Linked DNA regions of Homo sapiens: region 2 is linked to region 1. A link is an interaction called in ENCODE POLR2A ChIA-PET data of the cell type or tissue named here. Cell type or tissue: GM12878. All regions are shown on one strand. Each heading gives the region's core, and the rest is flanking DNA. Links, peaks and the distances in the headings are about the cores only.

Region 1 (12,593 bases), core at 1,511-9,510:
TTATGTGAATATCTGCATGTGTGTTATTAAGGATTACAAAGTTGTGCTCACACAGGACAAATGGAAAGATTTTCCTACTTCTGTAAAGATAAGTTTCATTATACTTTTGTCTTACAATTTTATTCTTAGGTCAATGGTTATTTATTATAAGTTCAGATTGCACAATTTTCATAAGACCCTTTGGATTTAGCACATGAAATTAACACATATTTTAAAGTATTAAATACATGGAAAGCATCTGGCATTATGCCTGATAATAGGCACTTAGTAAAATGTACTTTTCTTTGAATCAACATTTGAATTCTTACAGTCTTGTCACTAGAGACTTAAAAGGACCATTGAGTGCCTATTTTTATACATTCATCTTTTCTCAATTTGTCACATTATCTCATTTTAAATAATGCAAGTGAAAGTGAATTCATCATACTATCTCAACACCAATACAAAATTATTCCAATAAAAATATTTTTCTTAATAAAACCAGAAAAACTGAACTAAATGCTATTTAGCCCCGCCAACAAAGCTTTGTGGAAAAATATATGAATATATGAAATGTTCTCAAATATTTTGAATAAACTGTTCATGAAGCCTTATATTTTGCAAGTGTTTTTACTGTTGATTTTAGAAAGTTTATAAATCTTAAATGTTTGTATATTTTTCATTTGCAATAAAATGTTATTTAATTATGCTTTTGAGTTCAGTTTTTAGTTTATAAATGTTAAGCATATGTAATGGCAAAACTATTCCCATTTTGTTTTGAGATTAAAAGGAAAGTTTCAGGCTGGGCCGGTGGCTCATGCCTGTAATGTCAGCACTTTGGGAGGTCGAGGCGGGCAGATCACTTGAGGTCAGGAGTTCGAGACCAGCCTGGCCAACAAGGTGAAACCCTGTCTCTACCAAAAATATAAAAAATTAGCTGGGTATGGTGGCACGCGCCTGTAATCCCAGCTACTTGGGAGGCTGAGGCAGAATTGCTTGAACCTGGGAGGCAGAGGTTGCAGTGAGCTGAGATCATGCCACTGCACTCCAGCCTGGGCAACAGAGGGAGGCTCTGACTCATCTCACAAAATAAATGTTTCAGTGTTTCAAAAAAAAAAAAAAACTGCACTGATGTTAATGTTGCTATTTTGTTTCCCTTGAAATTGAAATTTGTTTTTAGAAGGCTCTCTGCAAGACCATCTCCCATGTAACAGCTTAAACAAAAGCACCTGAACAGAAGAAACTCTTATCCTTCAAATTGAACAAAAGCTCAAAGCTGTCAATAATAAAATCTCCCCTCAGAACAATAACTAGTATAAATATATTTGGTACCATGCTTTATAAACCCTCAGTGAGTTTTCTTCTAGCTCTGTGGAACTACAGCTTTGCTTCATGGATTAGCCACATCATGTTATAAATTTTCTGTTTTGGTTTGAATTCCTGTTTGAGAACAACACCCTCAATTGTTTTAAATTCATAAAAATTCAAAAAATTATCTAGGGGCTGGGTGCAGTGCCTCAAGCCTATAATCCCAGCACTTTGGGAGGCCAAGGTGGGAGGATAGCTAGAGGCCAGGAGTTTGAGCAAGGCTGGGCCATAAAACTAGACCTCGTCTCTATAAAAATTTTTAAAAACATTAGCCAAGTGTGGTAGCATGTCCCTGTAGTTCCAACTACTTAGGAAACAGAAGTAGGAGATTCCCTCAAGTCCAGGAATTGTAGGCTGCAGTGAGCTATAATCATGCCACTGCACTCCAGCCTGGGCAAGATCCTGTCTTTAAAAAATCAAGCAGAAGAGGCTGGGCCCAGAGGCTCACACCTATAATCCCAGCACTTTGGGAGGATGAGGCGGGCGGATCACCTGAGGTCAGGAGCTCAGGTGAGTTTCGTCCAGCCTGGAGGTTTCATCATGGCCAAGATGACAAAACCCTGTCTCTACTAAAAATACAAAAATTAGCCGGGTGTGGTGGCACGTGCCTGTAATCCCAGCTACTTGGGATGCTGAGGCAGGAGAATTGCTTGAACCCGGGAAGCGGTGGTTGCGGTGAGCCGAAATTGTGCCATTGTACTCCAGCCTGGGCAACAAGAGTGAAACTCCATTCTCCAAAAAACAAAAGAAACCAAAAAAAAGAGAGAGAGAGAGAGAGAGAAAACCTCTACATTACCTCTAGAATGGGTACTGGGTAATGACATATGGCTCCTCCCTGAGTTAATTGTGCCTCGCAAACATTCAGAAAATAAACTCAAGCACGCCCCATAGCTCAAGGCCAATAACACAGATTGTTTCAGGAATGGGCAAAATAGCCTTCTAACTGCCCAATGGGTTCAACCTTGCCCCACTGACTAGACAGAGTCAATTTATCAAGACAGGGAAATTGCAGTGGAGACAGTTATTCATGCAGAGCTGGCTAGTGCAGAGACAGGAGTTTCATTATTACTCAAATCAGTCTCCCCAAGTATTCGGGGATCAGAGTTTTTAAGGAAAATTTGGTGGGTGGGGGGCCAGTGAGTCAGGAGTGTTGGTTGGCTGGGTTGGCAATGAAATCATAAGGAGTAGAAGCTGTCTTGAGCCAAGTCAGTTCCTGGGTGGGGGCCACAAGATGCGATGAGCCAGTTTATCCACCTGGGTGGTGCCAGCTGATCCATAAGGTGCAGGTTCTACAAAATATCTCAAGTACTGATCTTAGGTTTTATAATAGTGATGTTATCCCCAGGAGCAATTTGGGAAGGGTCAGAATTTTGTAGCATCCAGCTACATGACTCGTAAACCATAATTTATAATTTTGTGGTGAATTCATTAGTCCTACAAAGGCAGTCTATTCCACAGGCAAGAAGGAATTTGTTTTGGGAAAGGGCTGTTAACGTTTTTGTTTCAAAGTTAAACTATAAACTAAGTTCCTCCCAAAGTCAGTTCAGCCTACGCCCAGGAATGAACAAGGACAGCTTGGAGGTTGGAAGCAAGATGGAGTCAGTTAAGTCAGACATCTTTCACTGCAACAATCCTCTTAGCTATATTCTGCAATGGCGGTTTCAGCCCTTCAGCTCAAAAGGCCTCTTTGTCGCTTAATTTGCTTTTGCCTTTGTGTTCACGCTAATGTTTCATCGTATTACCAAGAGTTTTCAATAAAATGTATTTCAATAAAAGAAATATCTCCTCTCCTTGACCATGGAACTGTAAAGCTGGGTTAGAATGGGCAAGACTTGGAAGAAAAAGAAAACAAATTTTTATGGGAAGAATGAAATGAGGCTTTGTTTACCATTGTTAGCTTGCTAGAACTTAATTCCTTCTGAGTAATCTCGCATGCACATTTTTAAAAGGCAAGGCTTTCTATCAGTTTTGAGACTCCACTTTCAGGATCTCAGGGCATGAATTTAAATAACGCAGTGATTTGGTCTTTTCAGCCAATACTGAAACAGACTGGATCAAGTTTATCTGGACAAAAAGGACCACCATCAGTGCCATGTTGATTTCTCACTGTGAGAATCAAACTGGTTTAGAATCAGACAGACCTAAGGAATTCAATGCAATTCAGGTTACACAAAACAGTTTCACTTCTTACGGGGAGATCTGCTGATTGAAGATTAACCTGCAGCAAAAAAGGAAAAGTGAAAAGCTTGGAGGAACTAGTCAAACTAGAGAAAGTGTTACTCTTTGTTTTGCTGTTCAGCGTGGGATAGCAGGGGCTGGAGAAAGGAGATACCTGCAATGTAAACATGTGATCTACTTTCACAATATCTAAACAATTCACAGTCCAACAGAGTGAAGAATAAACACTGCCATCAAACACATGTATGTGTCTGGTGTCTCTGAAAGGTGACTTCATCATCATGAATGAGAATATAAAGGGCGAGAGGCAAAATATGTAGCTAAGCAGAAACATGCTCAATTTCATTACCAAACAGACCAGATATCACTGCCTTTAGTCAGAAATATACTCACCTGATTGTCATTTCTCTAATCAACCAGCAGACTCCACACAATAAAAAATCCCCTTTTGAAATACTTGAATCTCTGGCTCTTTGCTAAGGTTTCATGGAATTCTGCATATAGCACAGCCTCCTGATGAGATACATAGTGTAGAATTCCACCAGTTTCTCAGCACCTCTAGTATTTTGTTCCAGAGTCCTGGTACTATTGAAATCAAGTAAGGAGAAGCCACAAGCTCCCTGATGGGTTTCTGGCTCTCTGTTACATAGCGTTGTATTCCCTGTGCTCTACTTAGCTTTGATCCATAGCTATTCTGGTGGCTGACACAACTGCTTTTAACCCTTGTCCATCAGTGAACTAGCAGGGAAACTAGCTAAAACATGTGAAGTTAACCAGCGATAGCCTGTTGAAAAGCTGTTAGTCATCAGCATTGAGGGGAATCTTTCTCCCTGTGATCCACTTTTTAATAAACCTCACAAGAAGCCTCAACCCAGAGTAAACATTTGTACATAAAGTATTTTATCTAATCTAATGTTTTTGGCCCTGGCTATACATTTACCTTCACCTGCAGAGGGTTTTAAAATCTACTTTAAAATTACCTATTCCTGTTGGGGCGGTGGCTCATGCCTATAATCTCAGCACTTTGGGAGATCTACTCAGGCAGATCACCTGAGGTCAGGAGTTCGAGACCAGCCTGGCCAACATGGCGAAACCCTGTCTCTACTAAAAATACAAAAATTAGCCGGGCATAGTGGCAGGCGCCTTTAATCCCAGCTACTTGGGAGGCTGAGGCAGGAGAATCACTTGAACCCGGGAGGCAGAGGTTGCAGTGAGCCAAGATTGCACCACTGCACTCCAGCCTGGGTGACAGAGTGAGACTCTGTCTCAAGCAAACAAACAAATTAATTAATTAACTTACCTATTCCTTAGGTCTGTCTGATTCATGCCTGGGCCCCACCTCAGACCAATTAAATAGAACATCTGAGGGTAGGATCAAGATAACAATATTTGTTAAAATCTCCCCAGATGATTTGAATATGCAACTAGGGTTGAAAACCACAGATCTAATCTAAGACCTCGCCTATTAGAAGTCACATCCCAATTTCAGAGTTCCTTTCAAAAAAAGTGCTGAAATAATGATATACACATTCTGTGGTTGTGGTTGTTCTCAATTTCTTAGATTTTGACCATCTCTGAAATAAGGTACATAATCTGCTCCCACCCTCCCCCAACAATGATAGTTATACTTTCTTGAAAAACATAGCGAATTCAACAATGTTATTAATAACATACCTAAGATATTTACATGAAAATTGACATAGAATATCTTTACGTTAGTCAGCTTGAGCTGCCATTAACACAATACCATAAACTAGGTAGCTTAAACAACAGAAATTTCCCACAGCACTGGGGGCTAGAAGTCCAAGATTAGGCACCTGCAAGTTTCCGTTCTGGTGAGGCTCTCTTCTTGGCTTGCAGATAGCCGCCTTATTGCTGTGGGGGAGCTGGGAAGGAGACTAGAGCAAGCTCTCTGGCATCTTTTTTTTTTTTTTTTTTTGAGACGGAGTCTCACTCTGTCGCCAGGCCAGAGTGCAGTGGCGTGATCTCAGCTCACTGCAACCTCCACCTCCTGGGTTCAAGCAATTCTCCTGCCTCAGCCTCCTGAGTAGCTGGGACTACAGGCTTGCGCCATCACACCCAGCTAATTTTTGTACATTTAGTAGAGATGGGGTTTCACCACGTTGGCTAGGTTGGTCTCAGTCTCTTGACCTCATGATCCACCCACCTCGGCCTCCCAAAGTACTGGGATTACAGGTGTGAGACACTGTGCACAGCCTCTGACATCTCTTCTTATCAGGGCACTAATCCCATCAAGAAGTTTCCACCCTCAGGACCTCATCTGATCCTAATCACCTCCCAAAGGCCCCATCTTAAATACCATCGAATTAGAGCTTAGGATCTCAATATAATGGATTTGGTTGGGTGAAACAAGGGACACATTCAGTCCATAACATTTTTACTGCAAGCAATTCAACTAATTCAAATAAATAAGTACATATTAGCTAAGACTTATCAAGTACTGAGACTGTTCTAAGTATCTCATACACACAATCTTATTTAATTCTAACAACTCTGTGAAATATGGGTTATCATGCCCATTTTACAGAAGAGGAGGCACAAGTTGGTGAAGAGCTTAGGAAGCTAGGAAGCAGCAAAGCTGCATTTGAGTGCTGTCCTTGGCATCCACAATAGCCATTCCTATTAGAGTCATCAGTATAATTAAGGGCTTGATAAAGATTTCTAAGTGGAATTGGATAGCCCACTAGCTGCCATCAGAAGAGTCAGCAGAAATGCAACATTTAGGAATAAGACTTAAGTCCTATTTCTTAAGACTTAAATAAAGCACTCTGATTTCTGGGGTGCTTGGTTTTAAAACCACCAATGCCTTGTCTCATATAACAAGTCTGGAAGTGGGCAACTCAGAATCAGTGCAGCATCTGAAGATCACTAGGAGGGACCAGGCTTCTATTTTTCTACTTCATAGGTGGAGCTGCCAGATTTAGCAAATAAAAACACAGGTTAGGACATCCAGTTAAACCTGAATTTCAGATAAAGAATGGAAAAAATTTAGTATAAGCATGTCCCATAAAATATTTGTAACATAGTTATGGTAATAAAGAGTCTGACTTTGTTTTCCATATTTGCTGACAACTTGCAAGCCCCAGCACACCCCTGCCCCTTCTTCCCTACACCTGGACAAGACGATAAGAAAGTCAAAGTAATTCCCTTCCTCCGTGCCAGCTGGAAGTTCAAACCACACCGGCCTCAGCCCTTTCATAAAACCCCAAGGCAGCCTGCCCTCCCCACTTGCTCAACCTATTTTCAGACCTGCTTGGGAGCCTGCCCTGTGCTCCTCAGAAAGCCTCATTATTTGAGTCATAAACCTTTTCATATCCTCTTGGGGTATGGCATCAATAATCCCAATCTTTGAACCAAATTTGGGGTAAGGGGTTCATCCATTTCTGGGGTTGATGACAATATAGAGGGTGACCACAACACATACACTAAAAAATGATTCATTATTTATCTGAAATTCAAATTTACCAGTTGTCTCATATTTTATTTGGCAACCCTGTCTCCAGGACTTCATCTTCATGCCCGTTTCCTCAGAGTCACAGATGGGTGCTCTACTTCCAGGTCCCAAAGCCATATTCCAAGCAGGAAGACACAAAAAATTTTTTCCTTCTATTAAGACCTGGGCTTTGTATTTGGGAAAGGAAGTCCTCCCCAGGCACTTCTAGCTATATCTCACTACATGGAACTTTCTCATGTGGTATGCTTGCTATGAGAGGGCCCTCAAAATTGAGTATTTTAGCCTTCCAAAACATGAAGAATAGAGAGTTGTAGGTGACTTTTGGAATATAAACCCAGTGTCCACTGGGAAGCTGTCTGTTGCCATATATTATGGGTATAATCCTTTTGAAAGTCTTCTATTTACCCGCAAGCTAGTTTTCCTCTTCCTGAAATCCTGTTAGTTAAGGGAGTTGGGGGACAAATGCCACCCTGGGAAGAATGATATGGTCCAAGGACCAGCACCTGTGTCATTATCTGAGAGCTTGTTATAAATTCAAAATCTAAAGCTCCACCACAGACCTCCTGAATCAGAATCTACATTTTAACCAGGTCCCCAGGTGACTGTATGTATTAGTGCATTAAAGTTTGAGAAGAACTGGCTTAGAAGGACCCTAGTTTTCACATTTGCCATTGGAATAGCCCAAGGACCCTTTAAAAATACCAATGACTTCCCTAGATATTTTGATTCAATTGGCCTGGGGTGCAGCCTGGGCATCAGGATTTTTTAAAGCTCCCACAAGATTTTAATAGGCAGGGACGTTTAATAACAACTGCCCTAGAACAGCGACGCTCAACCCTGGCTGCCCATTGGAATCACTTGGGGTGCTTGGTTTTAAAACTACCAATGCCTGGGTCCCCCAAGAGCAGTTAAATCAGAACTGGGGAGATGAAGGAGGATGAGAAGGTAAGACACGGGCAATGGTATTTTTGAAAAGCTGTCAGATCATTCTAGTGTGTGAAAACCACACCAGGAAGAGGAAGTGAAACACTCACATTCTCCAGCCCAGTGGTTTGCGGGCAGAAGAGGGAGAGTGATATTAGAGGGGTTAAAGATACTGCAGGGGCAGGAGGGCCAGGTAGAGGGTACTGGCAAGGGCAGGGAGGCTTGCATTCTGCCTTGTGTTCAGATTCCTGGAGGGAATTGCCCCACGAACTGTCTGGAAAGCAGCCATGGACAAACTCTGCAGCACAGCATGATTAAGCAGGGGAGTGAGGGTAGAGGCAGGAGTGCAAAATTGTAAAGTTTTAGCTTTTTGAGCTATTCTCAGTCCCTGTGTGGTATGGACAGGACCCAGAAGCTCCCACATGTGCTCAAGATGGTCCTCTGGAAGCAGCTGAGTTGAATCATTTCCCAAAGAAATGACATGGCACTCACCCTTCAAGAGCAAGGTGACCTGCAGCCCAGGCTGAGGGGCCAATGAAGACTGTGGCAGAGTCTAAACTTACACCATAAGCCTGCAGTGCCAGCAAGAGCTGGGGTGAGGTCAAATCAGCCAGGGAGAACTCCTGTGCCCTAGCCAAGTCAGGAAAGACCAGTCCACACCAGTCACCAGCTCCACCTGCAAAAGCTAGCTGGATAAGCAGCAACTAGGATGATAAGAAATGTTGTGGAGATCAGAGGTGCCAAGAGACACTGCTCCAATACAAACAGCCCTTCCCCTTCACTTCACCGCTGTGAGGTCACCTTGCCAGGGCTGAGAGTCACAGTCTGCATTGGAAGGGCTACTAATTGCTAGCTGTTAGCATCCACTCCAGTGGGTCTGTGTCTGTGTCAAATCAGTTAATTATGTTGAATGTCACTCCTAGATAAAGTTCCCCCTTTCCCTGCTCTACTCAGATGCTGTGTTGGGCAGAAACAGAAAAGGAGAAGCAAGACCTGAGAGCCTATCCATTTTACTGAATGAGAATATTTTCATCATTGCACTAAGCTAAAGTTATAGGGTTAAAATCAATCAAGTTTCGCCAGCCCTACCCAGCCAGTAGGGACACATGAGGAAATCTACAGAAGTTACAGGCAAAATAAAAGAGCTACAGCTTGTCTGTACATCTAACAGTAGTGTGAGGAAACTTCCATTCCTGCTGTAGACGTAAGGATAATCTGCTTCTTCTATGAAGTATTCTTCTTCTTCTTCTTCTTCTTCTTATTATTATTATTTGAGATGGAGTCTCGCTCTTTCACCCAGGCTGGAGTGAAGTGGCATGATCTAGGCTCACTGCAGCCCCCGCCCCTCAGGTTCAAGTGATTCTCCTGCCTCAGCCTCCTGAGTAGCTGGGATTGCAGGCGCCTGCCACCACGCCTGGTTAATTTTTGTATTTTTAGTAGTGATGGGGTTTCACCACGTTGGCCAGGCTGGTCTTGAACTCCTGACCTCAGGTGATCCACCCGCCTTGGCCTCCCAAAGTGCTAGGATTGCAGGTATGAGCCACCGCGCCCAGCCCAAAGTATTTATCTGTTTATAAAATATGGATTTGTATTTCTCCATAGATGTATTCAGGTGTCTTTTTTTTCTATCAATCTGATATTAGTCCCTAACATAGTGTATTTTTCTTTGTCTATTTAAACAGAGAAAGGGAGATACAGAAAGTTGTGTGTAAACCCAAATTGTTCTGAAAAAAGTAAGATCTATACCAAAAAGAAGAAGGACAATGACCAGCTGAGGTTGTCACGTGGAACTAGATGAAAAAACAGCCCATTGCTCTATAGAAATGCAATGGGTTGGCCCAGAATCCCGAGAGGAGGCTGCCTACCAGATTGGATCTCACATCTCTGGAAAATGAAGCTTCTGGGTGATCCCACTACTTTTATTTAACTGGGTCATGCCATTAATACTTACTTAGCTCAGCTCTATGCCAGGCCCTGTCCTAGGACCTAGAGATGCAACAGTGAATGCAACAGACAAAAATACCTGCCCTCACAAATGTTACAGTTGAAAGAGAGTGGGGATAAAAGACAGACAGTAGACCAAAGAAATAGGTAAAAAAAAAATGTGTATGATTTGTTATATAATGTTAAGAGCTATAGAGAACAATGATACAGAGAAGGGAGACAGGGAATGCCCACGTGGGGTTGCGATTTTAATCGGAGGTGGTCAGAGAAAGCTTCAAGGAGAGGGCGACAGTTGAGCAACGACCTGGAGGAGATGGGGAAGTGAGACATGTATCCAGAAACATTGCCAGCAAAGGGAACAGCAGCAGGTGCAAAGGCCCTGAGATGAAAGGGACTGGCTGGCATGTGCAGCGGGCAGCAGGAAGGCCAGGGGCCGCATGGATGAATGGGAGAGTAGCAGGAGGTGAGCTCAGTGAGGTTGTAGATCCAGGTACAGAGAGGAAGCCGAGCACATTGCTCCAATCCAAGCAGATTCTTCAACTTCATCTTCAGCTTTCCCAGACAGCTCCATGAGGTGGAAGCCACCAAATCCACCACTGCTTGCACTCAAGGAAGGTACCTGCATAGGATTGTCAGCTTTTTCTTAAGATTTTCATATATTGTTAAGGCTGTCTAATTTTGAGAAAATTTGCCCCCAGATCACTTCAAAATGTTAAAGTACTAGAGAAAACAGAACCTGGCCAACCGGCACTAAATATTGACAACATTCTCCCAACTTACTCATCATGTTTGAGCTAATTTGCATTAGAAAAACAAAGGTCATAGCTGAAGCATTCCAGTTTGTTACTAGAGAAGATGGTGGGGCCAGGTGCAGTGGGTCACACCTGCAATTCCCACACATTGGGAGGCCAAGGCAGGCAGATCACTTGAGGCCAGGAGTTCGAGACCAGCCTGGCCAACACAGTGAAACCCCCGTCTCTACCAAAAAATACAAAAGTTAGCTGGGTGTGGTGGCACACGCCTATAATCCCAGCTACTCTGGAGGCTGAGGTAGGAGAATCACTTGAACCCAGGAGGCAGAGGTTGCCAAGATCACACCACTGCACTCCAGCCTGGGCAACAGAGTGAGACCTTGTCTGAAAAAAAAAAAAGAAAGAAAGAAAGAAAAAGAAAAGAAAAGAAAAAAAAATAAAGAAGAAAAGAAAAGATAAGATAAGATGATGGACTGCATGGAAAATGGCCAGAAAGCAAGAGGGGAATTGGGAAAAGACGAGCATTTGGTATTTGTTGATTATCATTCCAGCATTTATCACTCCCCTTTCCAGACCCTCTGAATGGCTCTCATTTTCTATTTTCAAGGTAAATGGATTTCAGCTGTGGCTCTTGAGGAAACATGTGCCCAAGTCCAAACCAGTCAAAGCATTCCATATCCCTAGCTACAGAGATTTGTTCCTGGAGGGCGTGTGGATCTGATCCAGTCAGAGAGAACCTCAGGACTCTGGTGGAAATGCTGGGATAGAGACGTTCTCTCCCTCTGGATAGTATAGTATGTCAAGTTAAGGTATGTGACCACAACATCCACTTTTCATCTGGGAGGGGTGGAAGAGGAGGCAGCCTGAGACATGAGAAATGGAGCTGGAAGGATGATAACAGGGTGAATGTCTGTACCCCTGGACTTCACAGTCACAGGGTCTAATGATACCCCTTTTAGCCTTAGAACTGTTAACATTTTGAGCTGGATAATTCTTTGTTGTGGGGGTATGTGCTCTTTGTAGGATGTTTAGCAACATCACTGGTCTCTACTCACTAGATGCCAGTAGCACACCCTGCCTGGTAGTAATAACCAAAAATGCCAGTTCAAATTGGATTTTGTTTTGTCTTGTTTTGAAAGTGGCATGGAGCTACCCTGCCTCCAGAGAGGTATGATTCACCCACTTTGTCTCCCTTCAACTAGCTGGGGTGTGGCTCCAGAGGAAAAGAGAGGCTCAAGTGCCCATCTGAAGATGAACCCCAGGCCAATTGGAGGGGGTGGTTGGAGACAGCTTCTCTCTCTCTGCTGCCAAACATGGGGGCAGTTGAGGCTCTTCACTCATCACGTCTTGGATCCCACCATAGAGGGTTCAAGGCCAGTAGTAAAGGGGACATGCAAACCAGAACCAAGCACCAGTCCCGACAATATGTGGGGTGAAAAAGGCTTGGCTGGATATGCACATCAGGGAATCAGCTTGCTGGACTGGCCAAAATTAAATCCTCATGGGTCGCTTTGTAGCCAACAGTAAGTGGCTGATTGGTTGTGTGTGGCCCAGCATATATCCCTCCAGATTCAGAAATCCTACTGGATACAGAAGAGTTTTGAATCTTTTTTTATGCTACAGATCTCTTTAGAAGTCTAGGGAAGGCTTTATACTCCTTCTTGGAATAATTTTTCTGTTTTTTTTCCTTTTTTTGAGACAGGTTATTGCTCTGTTGCCCCAGCTGGAGTGCTATGGCACAAACAGTTCACTGCAGCCTTGACCTTCTGGGCACAAGTGATCCTCCTATCTCAGCCTCCTGAATAGCTGGGACTACAGACGTGTACCACCATGCCTAGCTGGAATAATGTTTTTTTTTTATTATTATACTTTAAGTTTTAGGGTACATGTGTACATTGTGCAGGTTAGTTACATATGTATACATGTGCCATGCTGGTGCGCTGTACCCACTAACGTGTCATCTAGCATTAGGT
Region 2 (12,593 bases), core at 2,336-10,335, 59 kb after region 1:
CGCGCTGTTGCCCGGGCTGGAGTGCAGTGGCGCCATCTCGGCTCACTGCAAGCTCTGCCTCCTGGGTTCACGCCATTCTCCTGCCTCAGCCTCCCGAGTAGCTGGGACTACAGGCGCCCGTCACCACGCCCAGCTAATTTTTTGTATTTTTAGTAGAGACGGGGTTTCACCGTGTTAGCCAGGATGGTCTCGATCTCCTCACCTTGCGATCCGCCCGCCTCGGCCTCCCAAAGTGCTGGGATTACAGGCATGAGCCACCACGCCCGGCCAAAAGCTCCCACATTTAAACAGTACTATAGTCACACATTACAATGTACCGAACCTTAAAGAAAAAAATGGTATAGAGATGAAACTATGCCACAGCACATGACATGAAAAGAAGAAAAACTTTTCAGTTTGTATGTAAAAAATGAGCTTAATATCAATAATCAACAGCACCGCCAGAACTGTGCACAAAAGAGAAAACTACTGACCAGTCTTATCAATGTAAAAATTCTAAATAAAATGTTAAGAAATAAATCCCATGGCACAAACGAATGATATACCATGACCAAGAAGAATTGCATGATGAATGTAAGAATAATTCAGTATTTGGGATTTTATTAACATAATTTATCATATTATTAGGTTTGTGCAAAAGTAATTGTGTTTTTTTCTATTAAAACCACAGTTACTTTTGCACCAACATATATAGCAGCGCTAAGGAGAAAAACCACACGAACATCCCTAGAGATGTTGAAAAGCCATTTGACAAATTTCAACTTCTAGTATCAATTTTTAAAAATTCTCAATAAAATAGGAATGCGTGTGTACTTCCTTAACACAATAGCACTTACTCACTTTAGTCTCAAATCCAGCATCGTGCTATATGTGGAAATCATTCCAAATAAAATCTGAAAAAGGGCCGGACGCAGTGGCTCATGCCTGTAATCCCAGCACTTTGGGAGACCGAGGCAGGCAGATCACTTGAGGCCAGGAGTTCGAGACCAACCTGGCCAACATAGCAAAACTCTGCCTCTACTGAAAATGCCTGTAATCCCAGCTTCTTGGGTGACTGAGGCACGAGAATTGCTTGAACCCGGGAGGCAGAGGCTGCAGTGAGCTGAGATTGCGCCACTGCCCTCCAGTTTGGGCAACAGAGCAAGACTGTCAAAAAACAAACATACAAACAAAAAAAAAATGGGAAAAAAGAAATAATGCCCACTAACTATCATCACTGGCATTTCATACTGTTCTGGAGACACTAGCCAATTCAACTAAGTGAGAGGCAAAAATTAAAAGTACTATATTAAAATTATAAAAGAGGAGCTGAAATCATCACTGTTGGCTGCTGATTGTATACTGGAAGCCCAAGAGAATCAACTGAAAACCTACTACATAAAACATGAGAATTCACCAAAATTATCAGTTACAAAATTAATTCACAGAAATAAAAAGCTTCATAAGTAAAAACAAGATACACTCATTTATGACACCAACACAAAAGATGAAATACTTTAAGATAAACTTAAAAATAAATGTGCAAAAGTTGTACAAAGAAAACTCTAAAATGCTCCTGAAGAATACAAAAATGTTTGCTTTTCTCATTAGGTGTTTAATATACCTATGGTTATTTTTCCAAGAGCCATGAATTTAATTTTAATTTTTTTCTATATGAATATCAATATATGGGTTCTAGAACAAATGGATCCCCAAACCTCATTGATTTGTAATGCCTGAAAATTTTTTTCCCAAATTAATCTGTACATTTAATGCAACCAACCAACAGGAAGATTTTTTAAAATGAGACAAGGTGATTCTGAAGCTTATATGGACAAAAAATATATATTAATACATTCAGAATATTTCTGAAAAAGAATAATGAGGGAGGCTAGCCACACTAGAGACAGCCTCTGTACTTAAAACAGTGTAGTAGTCCTCTATGAGGACTGATCAGTAAAACCAAGTAGAAAGCCCAGATATAGTCCAAAATAGGGATTTTGTTTATTATGACAGTGGTATCTCAAATCAGTGCAGAAAGGTGGATGTTTGGTAACCATCCAGAAAACAATAAAGTCAGATCCATATCTCACTCCTTACATCAGGAAAAATTACAAATGGATCAAAGATAAAAATGCGTAAAATAGGCCGGGCGCGGTGGCTCACGCCTGTAATCCCAGCACTTTGGGAGGCCGAGGCGGGCGGATCACGAGGTCAGGAGATCGAGACCACGGTGAAACCCCGTCTCTACTAAAAATACAAAAAATTAGCCGGGCGCAGTGGCGGGCGCCTGTAGTCCCAGCTACTCGGGAGGCTGAGGCAGGAGAATGGCGTGAACCCGGAAGGCGGAGCTTGCAGTGAGCGGAGATCGCGCCACAGCACTCCCGCCTGGGCGACAGAAAGAGACTCCATCTCAAAAAAAAAAAAAAAAAAAAAAAATGCATAAAATAAAACCACTAAAGCGATCAAGAAACATGAGAATTTTAATAGTCTTCAGGCCAAAAGGCCATAAGACAATAGAAAAACTGCAGGAAATAATGCCACATGTCACAAAGGGCTGATTTCCTTAATATAGCTTCATAGGTCCTACAAATTCTGAGAAAAACATCAAAAACCCAATAGAAAACTATGCAAAGGATATGAACAGAGTTCACAGAAAAGGAAATACAGACATATAAAATTTAGCATATAAAAAATGCTTAGCATTCCCAGAATACAGGAAATGCAAATTAAATCCACACTGAGATGAGGTGTCAGAGAGCAAAGATCCAGATGTTTTCTATAAAGTGCTGTCTGAAAAGGTTATGGGAAAACAGACTCGCTTACATTTCTGGTAGGCATATAAATTGATACAACTCCTACTGAGGACATTTCAATACCTGTTAAAATTAGAAATGTATATTTCATTTGACCCAGAATTTGCACCTTTGAGGATTTATCCTACAAACCCATATAAATGGGAAAAGATATGTGTATAGGTTATGGATGGTAGCATTGTTTCAACAGCAAAAGAAATGTATACTATTTAATTTTCATAATGAAGAATTGGTTTTAAAAATTGTGATATACTCAAACTAAAGAACACTATGCAGGTATAAAATGAAGGAGGACATGTTTTGTGTACTGATGTGGAAAGATTCTAAATATATATCCTTATGTAAAAAAATATATATATAAAAATGTATATAGTATGCTATCGTTTGTGTAAAAGTAACAACAAGAAAATATATTTGAACTTACTTGTGTATGTATTAAATATCTTGGAAAGGACACAAAATAAACTAATAGTAGTTTTTCTGTGGGTAGGGAAATTGGTGGCTTGCAGACAAGATGGAAGAAAACTTTCCAAAATCTTTCGATTTTGAACCACGTGAACATACTCACTATTGAAATATGAAATAAATAAAAATTATAGGATATTGCCATGAATTGTTTGTGCAATAAATTTGAAAATAAATTTAAAATAGGCAATTCTCTAGGTAAATATAAATTATCAAACATTTCAAAAAGAAAAGGAAATTCAATCAGTAGTCATGTATCTACCTGTTTGCAAAAGCAGCATATCTGGACTGTTACAAGACAGTTATAGTAGCTAACCAACCAATATAAACTATTCCAGAGATTGGAAAGACAGACAAAGCCCCATCCCTTAACTCATTTTATGATGTTAATGTAACCTTTATACTAAAACCAAAGAGAACAGAAAATTATAAGCCAGGGTCCCTTTTGAACACAACAGGATAAATGCTGAATAAAATATAAGGAAACCCAAACCAGAATATGTATTTTAAATGCCTTATGACAAGTAGGATTTAATCCAGGTGTATTTTTAAAATAAAAATTAGAAAATATATAAATTAGAAAAACATTTTTAAGATACATAGAAAAAATATGTATATTTTAAATATCCCATGCTTTATATACACATACACACTCATTTCTGATAAAGACCCAGATGTGGAAAGCAAATCCTTAATACATTTAAAAGAGGATAGAAATCCATTAACTACTTCAAGAGGAAGAAAAATTTCTTATACTAAGAAAAAAAAAAAGCACAGATAATAAAGGAAAATTTGAGAAATGTGACCACATTAACCTTTTTAAATTCTATGCAAGAAAACAATATAAAGTTCTCCTAAAAGCCAGAAACCAGAATATATTTACAACATATAACTGACAGAAAAGATCGGTATTCAAAATATTACTTTTTTTATTTTTTATTTTTTTAATTTATTTTTTTGAGATGGAGTCTCGCTCTGTCACCCAGGCTGGAGTGCAGTGGCATGATCTTGGCTCACTGCAATCTCCACCTCCCAGGTTCAAGCGATTCTCCTGCCTCAGCCTCCTGAGTAGCTGGGATTAGAGGCGCCCGCCACCATGCCTGGCTAATTTTTGTATTTTCAGGAGAGACGGGGTTTCATCATGTTGGCCAGTCTGGTCTCAAACTCCTGACCTCAAGTGATCCACCCGCCTCGGCCTCCCGAAGTGCTGGGATTACAGGCTTAAGCCACCACCCCCAGCTGTATTTTTTAAATATAGACTTACAAGTTTAAAAGGCAAGCACTATAGAAAAATGGACAAAAAATATTGACAGGCATGTCACTGAAGAGTAAGCTCAACTGGCCTACAGACACTTCAAAAGTAACTCAGTTGCACTGGTAATCAAGAAAATGTTTGAGAAGGTATACAATTTCTCACCCAATGAATTGAAAAAAAACTGTGAAACTACTTGCCACCTGCTGGCAAGAATGTTGGAAACCAGTTTATCTCATTCACCACAAGAGCGTAAATTAGTATAACCGTTTTGAATCATGTTTTGAAAATATCTAATAATGTTAAATCTGCACATACCCTGTGACCACATAATTCCATCTCGCCCTTGTGTACAAGATGACATTTATAAGAAAATTCATTGCAGCACTGTTTGTAACAGTAACAAATCAGAAACATTTTGAATGTTTATCCACATTGAATACAATTTTATATAGTCATATGAAATATGCTAATACACAGTTAAAGGAATGTATTTGATCTATAGTATATGTACCCATAACGGTACTTTGAAAACATAATGTTTAACTAAAAAATCAACATACATATGATCTCCTTTCTGTCAAATGGTAAAATAAATAAAATAATGTTATAGGTTGTTTATGTGCCTGCATATATGATCAAAATACAAACACATGGACAAAACAGGAACATACCCTTCTACCGCGATTGCCTCTAGGGAATGAGAGAGGACCAAAAAGATGAAGGGGGTGGGCTTCAACTGTATCTGTAATGTTTTATTTATTTTTAAAATGTCATGGCCAAGTTTTAATATTTGCCATATCTGGGTTGCGGGCCTGTGCGTATAATTCCCTGTTCAAGTCTCTGAAAAGAGATAAGACCCTTGCCTTGTCTGGCTTCTTGTCAGATGCAGAAGCTCTTATACTGAATCTGCACAGCCCAGTGATTTGGGCCATATTACCTGTGACCAGTGTGATAACTGTGGACCTCCTCTGGGACTTTCCTTCTCTCGTTCTGCCCACCTGTCATAAAATTTTTTTTCTCCGTGTTGGACCTATTAATGTCACCTTACAAAAGGCCATTTGCTGTGACCATACCAGGAAAATAGCATATTTTCTGCCACACTCAGTTTCCTCCAAGCAAGTGAGGCCTGTCCAACCTCCATCCGTGGTCACCTGAGGATGGGCCTGTGTCCCTCATTCTCTGCCTATAGCCCCTGCTATGAAGTAGGTCTTCATTGTACCCTGAGCCATTACTGGCATTGAGTTTTGAGTTACAGAACTGATTATTTCTCATTCGCATTTCTAGATTTCCTCAATATCCAACAGCAGAGCAAAATGACACACATACTCTTACCTAGTTTCTAGTTCTGACTCTACTTTTACCCACAGTTAATGTTTACTGACAGTTGGAAATTTAAACTATAGGCAGCTTTGTGTTGGTTTGACCTAAATGAGCAGTTTTGATCTCAGTTTCATATTTTGGCTATTCTACTCTTTCCTTTGTTTCCAAAGAACAAAGAAACTGCAGCAGCATGTATTTTTCTTTGTTTGTGTTTTTAATGAGTCTAACCTAAGTTCCTGAGGATCAAGTTTATACTTGACTGCCTTTGATGCAAAGGTTATAATGAGCAACTCAAATACAGGACTCCAGACTGGGCGTGGTGGCTCACACCTGTAATCTCAGCACTTTGGGAGGCCAAGCCGGGCTGATCACTTGAGCTCAGTAGTTCAAGACCAGTTGGGCAGCATGGCAAAACCCTGTCTCTATAAAAAATACAAAGAAACTAGCCAGGCATGGTGGCATACCTGTAGTCCCAGCTACTCAGAGGGCTGAGGTGGGAGGATAGCTTTAAGCCCAGGAGGTCAAGACTTCAGTCAGCTGTGATCGAGCCACTGCACTTCAGCCTGGGTGACAGAGCGAGAGCATGTCTCAAAATATATATATATATATTATATATTATATTATATATAATATATATTTTATATATATAATATATAATATAATATATAATATATATAATATATAATATAATATATAATATATATAATATATAATATAATATATAATATATATAATATATAATATAATATATAATATATATAATATATAATATTATATATAATATATATAATATATAATATTATATATAATATATATAATATATAATATTATATATAATATATATAATATATAATATTATATATTATATATATAATATATAATATTATATATTATATATATAATATATAATATTATATATTATATATATTTTATATATATAATATATAATATATATATATAATATATATATTATATATATATATAGAGAGAGAGAGAGAGAGAGAGTCCATTGGCAGAATGCACCTTGGAGTGAATGCAGGAGTCTGCCTATGTTGGAGCTGAAAGCCTTTCAGGAGAAACGTATTTCTGAAATTATAATGAAAGTTGATGGAAAACATGATCTAATACAAATATATCTGATTTACAACTTCACATAAAATATATAGTTGGGATGTAATGATATTTTAGAACTAGAAAAGACAAGAAATAATATACTTTTTTAGTTGGTTAAAGTCTTTATAAGTACTTCTCAGAGATTTTGAAAATGTCCACAAATACATTGAATTACCTCTTGTCTCAATAGATGTTCTGCCTGATTTCTGGTAATGTTTCTATGGTACCACCTGTAAAAGCAATAAAAATGATTTTTAAATTTTATATTCAATTTTTTTAAGAAAAAAGTGCTTCATTTTCTTCATTTTTAAGAACTTACTTCAGAACTGAGCTTAGAAAGTTGAGTGTTTTTTTAAATTCAGATAAACAATAATATACTATTGTGGGTTAATTAAGTTTAAAATAATTTTATTTTCAAATCAATATCTAGTTTATTCTATCATATCTCAATTCAGCTTCCAATATACACTTAGTATATCATTATGAATGATTTAACTTCTTATAAATTTCCATGAAAGGTATGTGGTAAATCATCTTGAACAAACACTGAGTTTTGGCAGACAAACTGAAAAAATACTCATTTCTGTCTTTCCTCTCAGAAACTTCCTATTTACATGTTTTTATAGGTGCTTTGTTACCCCTTCCAAAAATTAAAGCCCATTCTTACTTTTCTGACACTCCTAAGTATATTACGTCATAGTATAGTCAGTAGTTAGTAGATGTTCTCACTTACAAGTGGGAGATAACAGGGGGAACACATAGCCATAGAGATGGAAATAATGGACACTGGGAACTCCCAAAGCAGGGAGGATGGAAGTGGGGGTGAGAGTTGGAAAATGACTTATTGGATAAAATGTTCACTATTTGGGTGATGGGTACACCAGAAACCCAATACCCACCATTACACAATATACTGTTGATAAAAAAAAACTTGCATGTGTACCCTCTAGATCTAATATAAAATTTTTAAAAAATCAAAAAACAGAATACATGGAACAACCAATACATGAACTTGCCTCTAACACCCTCTCCCGCCTCATCTCTCTCCTGAGTCTCCCCTCACTCACTAAGCTTCAGTCTCATTGGAATTATTTCCTTCCTCAGATTCACCAACCCCTTTTCTGCCCCCAATCATGCTGTTTTTCTCTGCATGAAACATGTAGTTAAATGACTTTAGAATATCAGAAGTACACACAGTAAACATAATTAACTAATACTGTAAGCTAAACATACAGTTTGATATGGTAATACCTAGTCAGTAAGCAAATGTTGTACAGGAAGGAGAAAGAAAAAATGGTAGAACAAAAGAGAGAGAAAGGAAAACTGAAAGGCTTTCATTTCAAAACAAGACTTTAAAAAAATTTTAATGCTTCATGAATTTGTGTGTCATCCTTGCACAGGGAACATGCTAATCTTCTCTGTATTGTTCCAATTTTTAGTATATGTGCTGCCGAAGCAAGCACTCAAAAACAAGATTTTTAAGAAGGTTTTAAACTTAATCTAATATTGCCAGATAGAAGTATGTGACAAATTCAAGATCTTTTAAAATAATTCAGAATTCTATCAGGCAGGAAAGAGATTGAACGAATGGAACTTAGAGGAGGCAAGAGCACAGTATTTCAGAATTTCATCTATTTAAATCAGATTATAAAAGTTAGAAGGGTTTTTTTTTTTTAATATGTAAGTAAAACTGTAACTCTTAGACAACTCTTAGACCTAGACAACATTGATTACAACTAAGACCAAATGATGTGTATGAAGGAGTTAGGGACAGGAATCCTATGAACATTTTTTTTTAAATCCAGCACGTCCAGCTATGGGTGAGTAGAAACATCCTGTATGTTATGTGAACACCTCTGGTCTCATGTCCCAATCTTAGATTTCTATAAGTAAACAGTATTGTGTTCTTGAATTTTTGATCTAGAAACCCCATTAGATCTGAGAATGTAAATCTGCTTCTCTTAGTAAATGACTTTCTAACTGTGAGAAGATTAAGGATTCCGTGTACAGATAATGAGATAAATGAAACTCATGCTTCTGTAAAGTTCAGGAATAATCAATATGTTTGGTATTTAAAATATCTATTATTTTAAGAGAATCTGGCATATTAGATATTTGCCTCTGATTTAAAAGGCATAATTAATTTTAAACTTGTTATCCGAAGTTGAAGATAATTTGACTTGTTTTTAAAATGATATTTGTACAGTTAAAAGAACTTGATTTCCCACATTTATAAGTTTAGTTTATTAGATTTCCAGGATCATTTAAAGACTTGCATAGGGCTTATTACAATTGTAAATTTGCCCTGTCAGGCATGTGAAGTACTTTGGAAGAAAACTGAATTTATTCAGTTTATTAATGCAAATTAAAAGTTTCCAAAAATTTAATTAACTGAGCTTATAAATAGGACTGATTGTTTAAGGATATCTAGTATGTTGAGTTTGAATTAAGCTGATTGTTCTTACTTCTTTAGATTTATATATAGTATACCAAATTTTATAAGTTGAATTTGAGGACTTTCTGAAAACTAGGTTTTTCCATTGTAATATTGATAATTCGGATATTCATTTAAAGTAGCCATAAATCTTTCTATGCACAAAGGTTCCTCTGAAATATCAGAACTCCACATTGACACAGCATTCCTTCCACCATACCCCACCCTCCCCCCAAAACACACACTACCTGCTACCACCTTTAGACCTCAAGTCACTTCCTCAGAGCCAACCCAACATCCCCCATCTGAATTACATCCCCTGCCCTGTTTTCTTCCACAGCGTCCAATACTGTTCCTTCAAAACACTACAGTTTATTTTATTTTTTTTCTTCAACTTTTATTTTAAGTTCCGGGGTACATGTACAGGATATTCAGGTTTGTTACATAGGTAGATGTGTGCCACAGTGGTTTGCTGCACAGATCAACTCATCGCCTAGGATTAAGCCCAGCATCCATTAGCTCTTCTTCCTGATGCTCTCCCTCCCCTTGCCGCCCTCGCCCCAACCCCCGCCCCAGGCTCCAGTGTATCATAACACTACGATTTAAAATTGTACATTTATGGGCCGGGCGCGGTGGCTCACGCCTGTAATCCCAGCACTTTGGGAGGTAGAGGCGGGCGGATCACGGGGTTAGGAGATTGAGACCATCCTGGCTAACACCGTGAAACTCTGTCTCTACTTAAAAAAAAAAAAAAAAAAAAAAAAAACCGGGCGTGGTGGCGGGCGCCTGTAGTCCCAGCTACTCAGGAGGCTGAGGCAGGAGAATGGCGTGAACCCAGGAGGCAGAGCTTGCAGTGAGCCGAGATCACGACACTGCACTCCAGCCTGGGTGACAGAGCGAGACTCTGTCTCAAAAATAAATAAATAAATAAATAAAATTGTACATTTATTTGTGGACTTAGGGTTGTTTAATGTCTGTTTTTCCCCAAGAACTGTAAGTTCCATAACTGTATATTTCAGGTTGTTATATCTGGTACATCGTAAGTGTACAATAAATACAGATGGAACAAATAAGGTGATTTGAGGACTGAAGTAACGAAGGAGTGTTGAATGCCTGTAAATACCAGGCATGGTAGCCCAAACTGTAAATGTTTTTCCTGTTAGTTTCATAGTTCATGAAATAATAATAATCACTAGAATGTATTGAACATGTATTATGTAACAGATAGAATAGATACTATTTTCTCTGCTTTTCAGATCATTCAGAAGTTTAGAGACATTAGGTAACTCTGCCCAGAACCAAAGCACTAGTCAGTGCTGATGCCAGGATTTGGACCCAGGTTGTTCCCATTTCTATACACATGCTCTAGTACTTCAACCTAGGGCAGTAACTTTCGTACAGTCATTAGAACAGTGCTTGGCACATAGTGATCAATAAATTTCAGTGATCAATAATGATAGCTATTTTATCTACATATTAATAAAGCTGTTTTTAAAAACAGCAATAAAATGAAAAATGAGTTTTCTCATAATTGGAGTCATTTTAAAAAGGATGATTTTTTAAAAAAACACATATATAAATCAAGGCCCAAGGAAATGAGGTAGCAGTTGTAGCCCCAGAGTAGTTTAATTCAGATGATCCAACATCCACAGTATAAACAGGCTGTTATAGCCAGAGCCTAGGCCTTGTCTAAACAGGGTAATCAATGAGCAAATTAATGAATAATGAAAGGGTGGAAAGTAACATTCCTAGGTAGTGAGTGTCCATTCACTAACCACCAGGCACTGTGTTAGCTACTTTCACAAATGTCTCCTTTAATCGCTTGTAAAATCCAAATTATATGAAAAAAAGTCTCATTTTTCTAATTTTTCTGAGCAAGAGATTTTCATATAATATCTGTAAATACATACAAAATCTCTGACCTGGCTTTGCAAGAGGCCTGTTTTTGTTGGTCAGCTTCAGCTCAGGATAGCAGTGAGACCTCATGAGGACATGCTCTTGAGTAGATAGCTGTGGAACTGCTTTTTTTTTTTTTCTGTCCTTTTTTTATAGAGATAGGGTCTCACCATGTTGCCCAGGATGGTCTTGAACTCCTGAGCTCAAGCAATTCTCCCACCTCAGTCTCCCAAAGTGCTACGGTTACAGGCATGAACCACCATGCCTGGCCTCTTTTGTTTTCAATTTTTAAAAATTGCCATGCTAATCTTCTCTGTATCATTCCAATTTTAGTATATGCTCTGCCGAAGTGAGCACTTTGGAACTGTTTTCTAAGGAAGGTGGGTTCAGTCACCTGAGAACTTTGATTTACTGGAGATTAGAATCTCGGGAAGGGCTAAATGGCTCCAATAGAGACAGGAGGCCAAGTGAAGGTGGGAAAAGAGAGAAGAGATCCTATGATGGAGCTGAGGAGAGTGACTGGAGAGAGAACAGAAATAGCTACTGGAGAAATCTCATAGAGTAATGTAGATGAGTCATGTGTCCTGAAGTCATCTCCTTCTCTCCTCCAATAAAGTCTACATTATCCACCAAAGCTTTTGAATTCGAATTTGTTTTAGGAGAGATGTACTGAGTTAGGCCTCCAGGTGGGCTTTATTAGTAGCAAGACCAACCAAGGAGGTTCTCTCATTCAATTGTATTTGCTGCCTGGTTCTCAGAGAAGCACTTGTCTTAATGCCTCAATGCATATTACCTACTGCCACCTGGTGGAAGCATATGCTAATTTTAAGATAAGTGCCCAAGTGGGATGAAGGTAGGGGGAGATGCTCAAACTGAAAATCTAAATTTATAAAAAACATATGACTAGTCTCAGGCCGTTCTCTACCTGTAATCTATCAGTCTTCTCATCTGCAAAATGAGGGGCTAAAAAAGTGATTGCTAAGATTTCCTCCATCTTCCAAATCTGTAATTGTAACAAAAATAGATTTCAGGCGGAACTCTAGTGAACATGCCAAACAGTTCTTCCAAACTACAGCATTAGCCTAGTTCTTATCGTCAGCTATTTCTAAAACATATAAAAACATAAGCCAAAATATAGTACTTTATCTATATGGTTAAGTTTACCACTCATTGAAAATTTAATGTCATTTTTTAAAGTAAATTTTCCAGTTAAGATATATAGTAAAATAAGTGCCAGATGAGTGTTTGGGTTCAGGCTGTCACTGTTAAAACAGAAAAAGTGGCTATACAAAACAGAACAAAAATAAGTATAAGG

Evidence for each region. Peaks named below come from ENCODE experiments on the same cell type or tissue, not always from the same donor. Only the 100,000 strongest peaks of a DNase experiment are listed, where the experiment ranks them.
Region 2: POLR2A ChIA-PET joins it to region 1 with 6 read pairs; 1 of 35 experiments calls an interaction of 5 or more read pairs at or near these places.

What each region holds. Positions count from the first base shown.
Region 1 is chr4:48,039,486-48,052,078 of GRCh38, forward strand. It overlaps NIPAL1 (NIPA like domain containing 1), which reads left to right. Exons shown (of 6, transcript NM_207330.3): 6 at 1-688. Among named protein-coding and RNA genes, the nearest start is that of NIPAL1, 29 kb to the left of the region's middle. RefSeq lists an enhancer at 8,148-8,347. In GM12878, for the core only: no CTCF peak of the experiment used is centred there; a DNase peak (open chromatin) is centred at 8,016; H3K4me3 peaks cover 1,573 bases; H3K27ac peaks cover 6,144 bases.
Region 2 is chr4:48,097,778-48,110,370 of GRCh38, forward strand. TXK (TXK tyrosine kinase) reads right to left here. Exons shown (of 15, transcript NM_003328.3): 6 at 7,124-7,178. It also overlaps the pseudogene RNU6-838P and the pseudogene LOC124900886. Among named protein-coding and RNA genes, the nearest start is that of TXK, 30 kb to the right of the region's middle. In GM12878, for the core only: no CTCF peak of the experiment used is centred there; a DNase peak (open chromatin) is centred at 5,895.